Linked DNA regions of Homo sapiens: region 2 is linked to region 1. A link is an interaction called in ENCODE POLR2A ChIA-PET data of the cell type or tissue named here. Cell type or tissue: Panc1. All regions are shown on one strand. Links, peaks and the distances in the headings refer to the core of each region. The heading gives the core; the rest is flanking DNA.

The links. ChIA-PET counts read pairs that join two places held together with the same protein. Peaks named below come from ENCODE experiments on the same cell type or tissue, not always from the same donor. Only the 100,000 strongest peaks of a DNase experiment are listed, where the experiment ranks them.
Region 2: POLR2A ChIA-PET joins it to region 1 with 6 read pairs; 7 of 35 experiments call an interaction of 5 or more read pairs at or near these places.

The regions. Positions count from the first base shown.
Region 1 is chr11:1,380,825-1,385,213 of GRCh38, reverse strand. No RefSeq gene overlaps it. Among named protein-coding and RNA genes, the nearest start is that of BRSK2, 6.9 kb to the left of the region's middle. RefSeq lists silencers at 898-1,071, 1,767-2,216. In Panc1, for the core only: no CTCF peak of the experiment used is centred there; no DNase peak of the experiment used is centred there; H3K4me3 peaks cover 1,175 bases; H3K27ac peaks cover 1,730 bases.
Region 2 is chr11:1,328,897-1,333,285 of GRCh38, reverse strand. LOC124902606 (a long non-coding RNA gene) reads left to right here. Exons shown (of 2, transcript XR_007062545.1): 2 at 1-53. Among named protein-coding and RNA genes, the nearest start is that of LINC02689, 19 kb to the left of the region's middle. In Panc1, for the core only: no CTCF peak of the experiment used is centred there; no DNase peak of the experiment used is centred there.

The DNA.
Region 1 (4,389 bases), core at 270-4,269:
CACTTGTAGTCCCAGCTCCCTGGGAGGCTGAGGTGGGAGAATTGCTTGAACTGGAGAGATGGAGGCTTCAGTGAGCCACCATAGAGCCACTACGCTCCAGCCTGGGCAACAGAGTGAGACCCTGCCTCAAAAAAATGATGACGGAAATTTAGACGACACAAAGCACCTCGAACTCTCAGACGTTGCAGATGGGAGTGCAAAATGATGCTTTGGGAACCAGTCTGTCAGTTTCTTATAAAATTAGACACACCGTTACCATACGATCCAACAATCCCTCTTACAGCTATTTTCCCAAGAAAAAGAAAACTTACGGCCACACACAACTTGCATGCAAATGTTCATAGCCACTTTATTAGTAACAGCCAAGAAGTGGAAAGAACCCCGTTGTCCTTGGGTGATGACTGGACAGACAGGCTGTGGTGCACCCACACGGGGAACGCGACTCAGCCGTGACCACAGCGGGCCAGGAAGCGTGGCTGAGATGTGGGCAAATCTCAAACACATTAGGCCAAGTGAAAGAATCTGGCCTCAGAAAGCCATGTGCTGTATGATTCTATTTCTATGATATTATGGAAAAGGCAAAACTGTAGCTACAGAAGGCAGAGGGGTGGCTGTGGGTCCAGGGCGATAGGAATTCTTGCACATCCTGACGGCTGGCTTGTTTGCTAAACTCATCGAATCATATACGTACAATCTTACTTCAGTAAAGCTGCGCAGAGGCTCTTCTGAGCTCCACCCAGAAGAGCCTGTGGGCCACGCGGGGAGACACACCTGGGTGCACCGGGTGCCCTGCCGGCCACAAGGTCCATGGCAACCCAAGGGGAAGCCCCGCCTTTGGGTGGGTGGGTGGGTGGGTGGCAGGGGGAGGGCTTCCTGCAGGAGGCGGCTCCAGCTGCCTGAGGATGTAAGTGCAGGCCAGTGGACAAGTGGGTCATTGAGGCTGGGGGCAGTGGCTCATGCCTGTAATCCCAGCACTGTGGGAGGCCAAGGCAGGCAGATCACCTGAGGTCAGGAGTTCAAGACCAGCCTGGCCAACATGGTGAAACCCCGACTTTATTAAAAATACAAAAATTGGCCTGGCACGGCGGCTCATGCCTGTAATCCCAGCACTTTGGGAGGCTGAGGTGGGCGAATCACGAGGTCAGGAGATCAAGACCTGGCCGGGTTTCACCTGGCTAACACGGTGAAACCCCGTCTCTACTAAAAAAACAAAATACAAAAAAAAAAAAAAAAATTAGCCAGGCGTGGTGGAGGGCACCTGTAGTCCCAGCTACTCGGGAGGAGAATGGCATGAACCCAGGAGGTGGAGTTTACAGTGAGCTGAGATAGCGCCACTGCACTCCAGCCTGGGCGACAGAGGGAGGCCCCGTCTCAAAAAAAAAAAAAAAAATTAGCCGGGCGCGGTGGCACGCACCTGCAGTCCCAGCTACGAGGGAGGCTGGGGCAGGAGAATCGCTTGAACCCGGGAGGTGGAGGTTGCAGTGAACCTAGGTCACACCACTGCACCCCAGCCTGGGAGACAGAACAAGAGGCCATCTCAAAAACAAAACAAAAAAGTGGGTCATTGATCACGCAGCCCTTCCTGGAGGACCCCAAGGGAGAGGAGGATACAGAGGGGGTCACCAGATGTCCCATCTCCATTGCCAGCCTAGAAGTTTCCGGCCGGCGGGGGTGGCCTTTGTTTCCAGGCACCGGCCCTCAGGAGAATGTGTGTGCAGAGGTTGTGAGGCTCCGGGCGTCAGCTGGTGTCTCACGTCCCCGGCCGCGGCCTCCGCTGCTGCGGAACTGGAACCACTGACGTCACCAGCCTTCCCTCCCTCCCCTCCCCGCCACCCCCGCTCCTGGCGCCCCGGCCCGGCGTGTGTCTCCCCGCGCTGAGGGCTCACGGCGCCATCCCTTCGCTGTCTCACTCCACGTTGCCCTGATCCCCGCACCGGCACCGGGGATTAAAGACGCTGTCCCAGCCCCTGCCCCAGACTGAGCAGGCGCACGACCAATGACGAGGCGCCCCGCTAAGCAGCATCTCCGAGCTGCGGGACAAGCTCACGGCCACCAGGAGCTGGGCCGAGGGCCCGTGGGGGGAGGGCAGGTGGCACGGGTGGGCAGACGGCCTGCCGTCGCGCGCATTCCCGGGGCCTCCCAGCCAGCCTCACACCCCCTCCTGGACCCGCCCCCTTCACCGCCTGAGAGCTGGGCTTCCTGCGCCCGCCCCGTCCCTGACCCGCCCCGTCTCCCTCACCAAGGTGGCTGTGTGGAGGAGGAAGAGCAGCCGCTTTCTTGGTTGCCAGGACCATCCACGGACATCAGGGACACCTCTGGCCCAGCCGTAGGAGCAGCCACCTCCTTCCCCACTGGCAGGGCCTCCCTGGCTGGCCCAGGCTGCCCATGACTCCGTCCTACAAAAAGATCCCCCACTACCACGGGGGACCTTAGAGAAGCCACCCTGCCCACAGCCACACCTGCCTCCGTCCTCTCTGCTCACACCCCGCACCCACCTGTCCCTGGACAGGGGTCAGACGGCTGGGTCAGCGGGCTCAGGTTAGGGTCTCTGTTGTGCGGCCCCCGTCCCACTCCCGCCCTGCCTTCGTCATCACCTCTGGTCCTCCCGCTGCTCTCTCATCAGTCGCTTCCCGGAGGCTTGCCCCACGCCCCGCCAGCCTGGCGCCCACCAGCTCCGTGCCCGACAGCTATCGGCCTCTTATCTCGACAATCGGTTGCTCTTGGCCAGCCCGTCCTGCTGCAGAAAGGAACGGGGTGCAGTTCTGGAGAGGGTGGCCACAGTCTAATTCCCCCTCTGTTGTACATAGGTGGCCAGAGTCCCCCATAGAGACAGGCGGGAGGTCAGTGTGCAGGTGGGAGCAGGTGCGGGGGTCTCCCACCCAGGCCCCTCTGGGTGTCCCCACCACCAGGTGCTCCCAGCCACACTGGTGGAAAGCAGAGCCTGTCACAGTGGGGACATTAGCTGTTGAACCTCCTGTCTCCATCTGAGCTCCTGTCCCTGCCCCAGCCCGGGGGCTTCCTGCTGCACCCAATGGAGGTGACCAGGAAGCCTGGAGGGGCACACTGAGGCCTCTGATGCTCAGAAGCCCAGCACAGATCCAGCATCTGCCGAGCATGTGTGCTCAGACCCCCACGATGGCCCCCACTGAGGGACAAGGAGGGAAGCCTGGGAAGGGCAGTGCCCAGGTGGCCCTTGCTGGGGGTGGCAGGGGGGTCAGCTCCACACTGCACACATTGTCCTGGAAGCTCTGCAGGTCACCAGCACACAGAGGTAAGCGTTGCCCACCCAGGAGCCAGACACCCAAGGAGGGCTTGCAGAGTGAGAAGACAGGCCAGAGGGTGGGGAGGGCGACACGGAGGGATGGTGCAGTAAGGGAAGGCCCCGGGAGAGAAGGAGCAGAGCAGCGGGAGGAAAGCAGGGGACAGAGTGTCATGGAAGCAAGGTACAGCTCCCGCAGTGGGGAAGAGGATTCTGAGGGTCAGAGTGGTGACCTGACTTACCCAAAGCCGGCCTTTGACGCAGAGGCCCCTGCTCCTCTTCCTGTTGAGAGAAGCCAGGAATGGGGAGGGAGAGGCAGCAGGATGAGCTGATAGCCAAGATTTAGACAGGAGGGTGGGACCAATGTGTCTGAAAAGACAGTTGAGAAAGTGATGCTATGTGGCTCTAAATTGACAAATACATGTATGGGTATTGAAGAAATTTTGAAAAATGTAGCCAAATGAAAAGACAATAAAAATCACCTCTGGTCCCACCACCTAGAGCAAACCACTAGTTCACCTCTAGCTCTGTGTCTGCCAGCTGTCTTCTGCTAAATGTGATGTTTGTAACATCCTCCTTTCCGTTAAAAATGTTTAACGGCTTTATTAAAATATAATTCACGTATCATACAATTCACCAATTCACACTGCACAATTCAGTGATGTGTATTTTTTAGTGTATTTACAGAACTGTGCAGCCATCACCACAATCAATTTTGTAACATGTTCATTATCCCCCCCAAAAACCCACATCCATTAAACACACTCCCCACTCCCTGCCCCTGCAATTTCAGGCAACGACAGATGTACATCTTTCTTTTTTTTTTTTTTTTTTTTTTTTTTTTTTGAGACGGAGTCTCCCTCTGTCACCCAGGCTGGAGTGCAGTGGTGCGATCTGGGCTCACTGCAACCTCTGCCTCCTGGGTTCATGCGACTATCCTGCCTCAGCCTCCCGAGTAGCTGGGATTGCAGGCGTGCGCTAATTTTTGCCTTTTTAGTAGAGACAGCGTGTTGCAATGTTGGCCAGGCTGGTCTTGAACGCCTGATCTCAGGTGATCCACCCATCTCAGCCTCCCAAAGTGCTGGGATTACAGGCATGAGCCACCGCGCCCAGACCATTCACCAATTTAA
Region 2 (4,389 bases), core at 290-4,289, 52 kb after region 1:
CAAATGACACCAAAAGCATCACCACAATCGAGATAATAAACAGACCCCCCCAAGCCTCCAGTGCCGCTTACCTTCCTCCCGCCCTCTCCCTCCACTCTCTCTCTGCAGCCCACTGACCTGCCTTCTGTTTTCATAGGTGATATAGTTTGGATCTGTGTCCCCACCCAAATCTCATGTCAAATTGTAATCCCCAATGCTGGAGGTGGGGCCTGGTGGGAGGTGATTAGATCGTGGGAGTGGTTTCTCATGGTTTGGCACCATCCCCACTGGGAACTCTCATCGTCATAGTGAGTTCTCATGAGATCTACTTGTTTAAAAGTGTGTGGCACCTCCCCTCCCCCCTCTTGCTCCTGCTCTAGCCACGTGACCTGACCTGCCAGGTCCCCCTTTGCCTTCCGCCATGATTGTAAGTTTCCTGAGGCCTCCCTAGAAGCAGAAGCCACCATGCTTCCTGTACAGCCTACAATTAAGCCCTCCCTTTTTTTTTTTAAATAAATTACCCAGTCTCAGATATTTCTTTAGAGCAATGCAAGAACCAACTAACACGATAGGTCAGTTTATATCTCCTTACGTTTTGAACACATGGAATCTCTTACAGTGTTTACTCTGTCATGTTGTGCCTGCTTCTTTGAGATTCTTTCATGTTGTGTGTGCGAATAATTCACTCCTTTTCATGACTGATTGGACCTCCACTGGTTGGATATAACACGGATTATCTGTTTCCACATCGATGGACATTGGGGTTGTTCCCAGTCTGAGACCATTACAGATAAAGCAGCCATGGGCATCCTTCATAGGGACAGGCAGTTTCATACTTCCCAGTGAAAGGCCTAGGAGAGGAATCATACAGCAGGTGTGTGTTAACCTTTTCAGAAACTCAGTAACAAGAATACAAAACTTTTTCAGAAACTACAAAACTGTCTTCCAAAGCAGCTGCACCATTTTGCTTTCCCAGCGTCAGTGATGGGAGATCCAGTTCCTCCATGTCCCCAGCAGCCATTGGTATAGCCATTGTTTTTAATGTAGTGCTGGAATAGGCATGCAGTGGCAGCTTGCTGTGCTTTTAGTTTGCATTTCTCTGATGATGGACGTGCTGAGAGTGCTTTCAGGTGCTTCTTTGCCACTTTTTTTTTTTTTTTTTTGAGATAGAGTCTCACTCTGTCGCCCAGGCTGGAGTGCAGTGGCGTGATCTCGGCTCACTGCAATCTCCACCTCCTAGTTTCAAGCAATTCTTCTGCCTCAGCCTCCTGAGTAGCTGGGATTACAGGTGCCCGCCACCACACCTGGCTAATTTTTTTTTGTATTTTTAGTAGAGACAGGGTTTCACCATGTTGGTCAGGCTCATCTCAAACTCCTGACCTCAGGTGATCCACCTGCCTCAGCCTTCCAAAGTGCTGGAATTACAGCCATGAGCCACCACTCTCAACCTCTTTGCCACTTCTATGTCTTCCTTGAAGTGTGTGTTCCAATCTTTTGCCCATTTTTAGTTGGGTTGTTGGTTTTCCTGCTGTTGAGTTTAAAGAGTTCTTGATATATTCTACTTACACATCCTTTATTGGATATACAATTTGCAAATATTTTGTTGGTCTATGGCTTGCCTTTTTATTCTTTTAGCATCTTTAGAAGAACAAAAGTTTATTCTACTTAATGAAGTACGATTTATTCTTTTTTCTCATATAGATTGTGCTTTTCCTATTGTATCTAGAAAATCTTTACTTTGAGAGTACAAAGATTTTCTACTGTTTTCTTCACTAATATTTATATTTTTACTTTTATACCTAGATCTATGATTAATTTTCAGTTAATTTTTTTCATGATGTGAAATACTGATCAAAGTTATGGTTTTGCATGTGGATATACAATTGTCATAGCACCATTTGTTGAAAAGACCATCTTTTCTCAGCTGAATTGTCTTGACTCTTTTGTTAAAAATTAATTCATCAAGAATTATTCACAATAGCCAAGAGGTTAAACCAACCCAAATGTCCATCGTCTGGTGAGCAGAAAAATAAATGTGAAACATGCTTACAGTGGGACATAATTCAGCCTTAAAAAGGAAGGAAATTCTCACACATGTTGCAGCGTGAATGAATCTAGGGGTTCATCTTCATAAAATGAGTCAGTCACTAAAAGACAAATACTATCTGACTCCACTAACATGAGGTTTTCTAAGTGGTCAAATTCATATGAACAGAGAGTAGAATGCCGGTTACCAGCGACTAGGGGAGGGAAAATGGGGAGTTGTTGTTTAATGGTACAGAGTTTCAGCTTTGCAAGATGAAAAAGTTTTGGAGATTGGTTGCACAACATTGTGAATATATTTAACACTACTTAAATATACGCTTAAACATGATTAAGGCCTGGTGCAGTAGCTCACACCACTTTGGGAGGCCGAGGCAGGAAGATCACTTGAGCCCAGGAGTTCAAGACCAGCCTGAGCATCATAGTGAGACATCGTGTCTTACTAAAAGAAAAAAGAAAAAAAAAAAAAACAGTTAGCCAAGCACAGTGGTTCCACCTACTCGGGAGGCAGAAGTGGGAGGATCACGTGAGCCCAGGAAGTTGAGGCTGCAGTGAGCCATGATCATGCCACCACACTCCAGCCTAGGTAACAGAGTAAGACTGTGTCTCAGAAAAAATGATTAAGGTGGTACATTTTATGCTATGCATTTTTTAACCACAATTAACCACGTATCTGTGAATCGGTTTCTGTCCTCTATGTTGTCCTGCCGACCTACTGTTGATATTGACATCATCAGTGCCACAGTGGCTTGATGACTGTAATTTTATAATATCTCTTGAAATAAATTAGCATAACTCTTCCAATTGTATCCTTCTTTTTCTTTTTTCTTTTTTTTTTTTTTGAGACAGAGTCTCACTCTGTCACCCAGGCTGGAGTGCAATGGCGCGATCTCAGCTCACGGCAACCTCCAACTCCCTGGTTCAAGCAATTCCCTTGCTTCAGCCTCCCAAGTAGCTGGGATTACAGGCACACGCCACCATGCCTGGCTAATTTTTTTGTATTTTTTAGTGCAGATGGAGTTTCACCATGTTGGCCAGACTGGTCTCGAACTCCTGACCTCAGGTGATCCACCTGCTTTGGCCTCCCAAAGTGCTGGGATTACAGGTGTGAGCCACCGCACCTGGCCATTCTTCTTTTTCAAAGTTGTTTTGGATTTTCTAGATCTGTTGCATTTTCATATGAATTTCAGCAACAATTTATCAATCCCTTAAAAAGAGCCACTGGGATTTTGGTTGGAGTTGTATTGACTCTCTAGACCAATAAGGGGAGAATTAACATCTTAAAGATATTGAGTCTTAACATGAACAAAATGTATCTTTCCATTTATTTAGCTATTCTTTAATCCCTCAGCCATATTTTGTAAAAAAAATTTTTTTTTTTTTTGAGACGGAGTCTTGGTCTGTCGCCCAGGCTGGAGTGCAGTGGTGCCATCTTGGCTCACTGAAACCTCCGCCTCTGGGGCTCAAGGGACTCTTGTGCCTCAGCCTCCTGAGTAGCTGGGATTGCAGGCATGTGCCACCATGCCTGGCTAATTTTTTTGTATTTTAATAGAGACAGGGTTTCACCACGTTGCCCTGGGTGGTCTCAAACTCCTGAGCTCAGGTGATCTGCCCACCTCTGCCTCCCAAAGTGCTGGGATTACAGTCGTGAACCACCACTCCCAGCCTACAATTTTCAATATATAAGTTTTGCACATTTTTGTCAGATTTATTTCTAAGTATTTAAGTTTTTGATGTTACTGTTAATAGAATTGCTTTTTATTTAATGTATGATTGTTTATTACTGTAGAAATACAACAGATTTTTTTTTACTTCCCTTAAAGTATGCAAACTTGCTAAACTCACTAATTACTTCTAGTAGCTACTGCATTCTACAGATTTTGTAGGATTTTCTACATAGGCAATCATTTGTCTGTGAATGAAAACAGTTTTACTTATTTTTCAATTGGGCACTTTTTTTTCCTTTTTCTTGCCTGATTGGCCTGTTTCCAGCCTGCATTGCAATTTTTAGTAGAAGTAATTAAAGTGGACATCCCTGCCTTGTTCCTGATCTTAGGGGAAAGCATTCCTTCTTTCACTATTGGGTACAATGCCAGCTGTATGTTTTTTTGCAGATGCCCTTTATCAGATTGAGGGAATTCCCTTCTATTCCTATTTTGCAGAAAGCTAATATCTGGAATGGATTTTGGATTTTGTCAAATGCTTTTTCCGCCTCTATTCCGATGATCATCTGGTTTTTCTATTAACGTGGTAAATTACTTTGCAGGATAATTTGCAAGTGTTAAACCACTCTTGCATTCCTGAAATAAATGCCACTTTGTCATGATGTATTATCCTTACTATACACTGATAAATTCATTTTGCTCG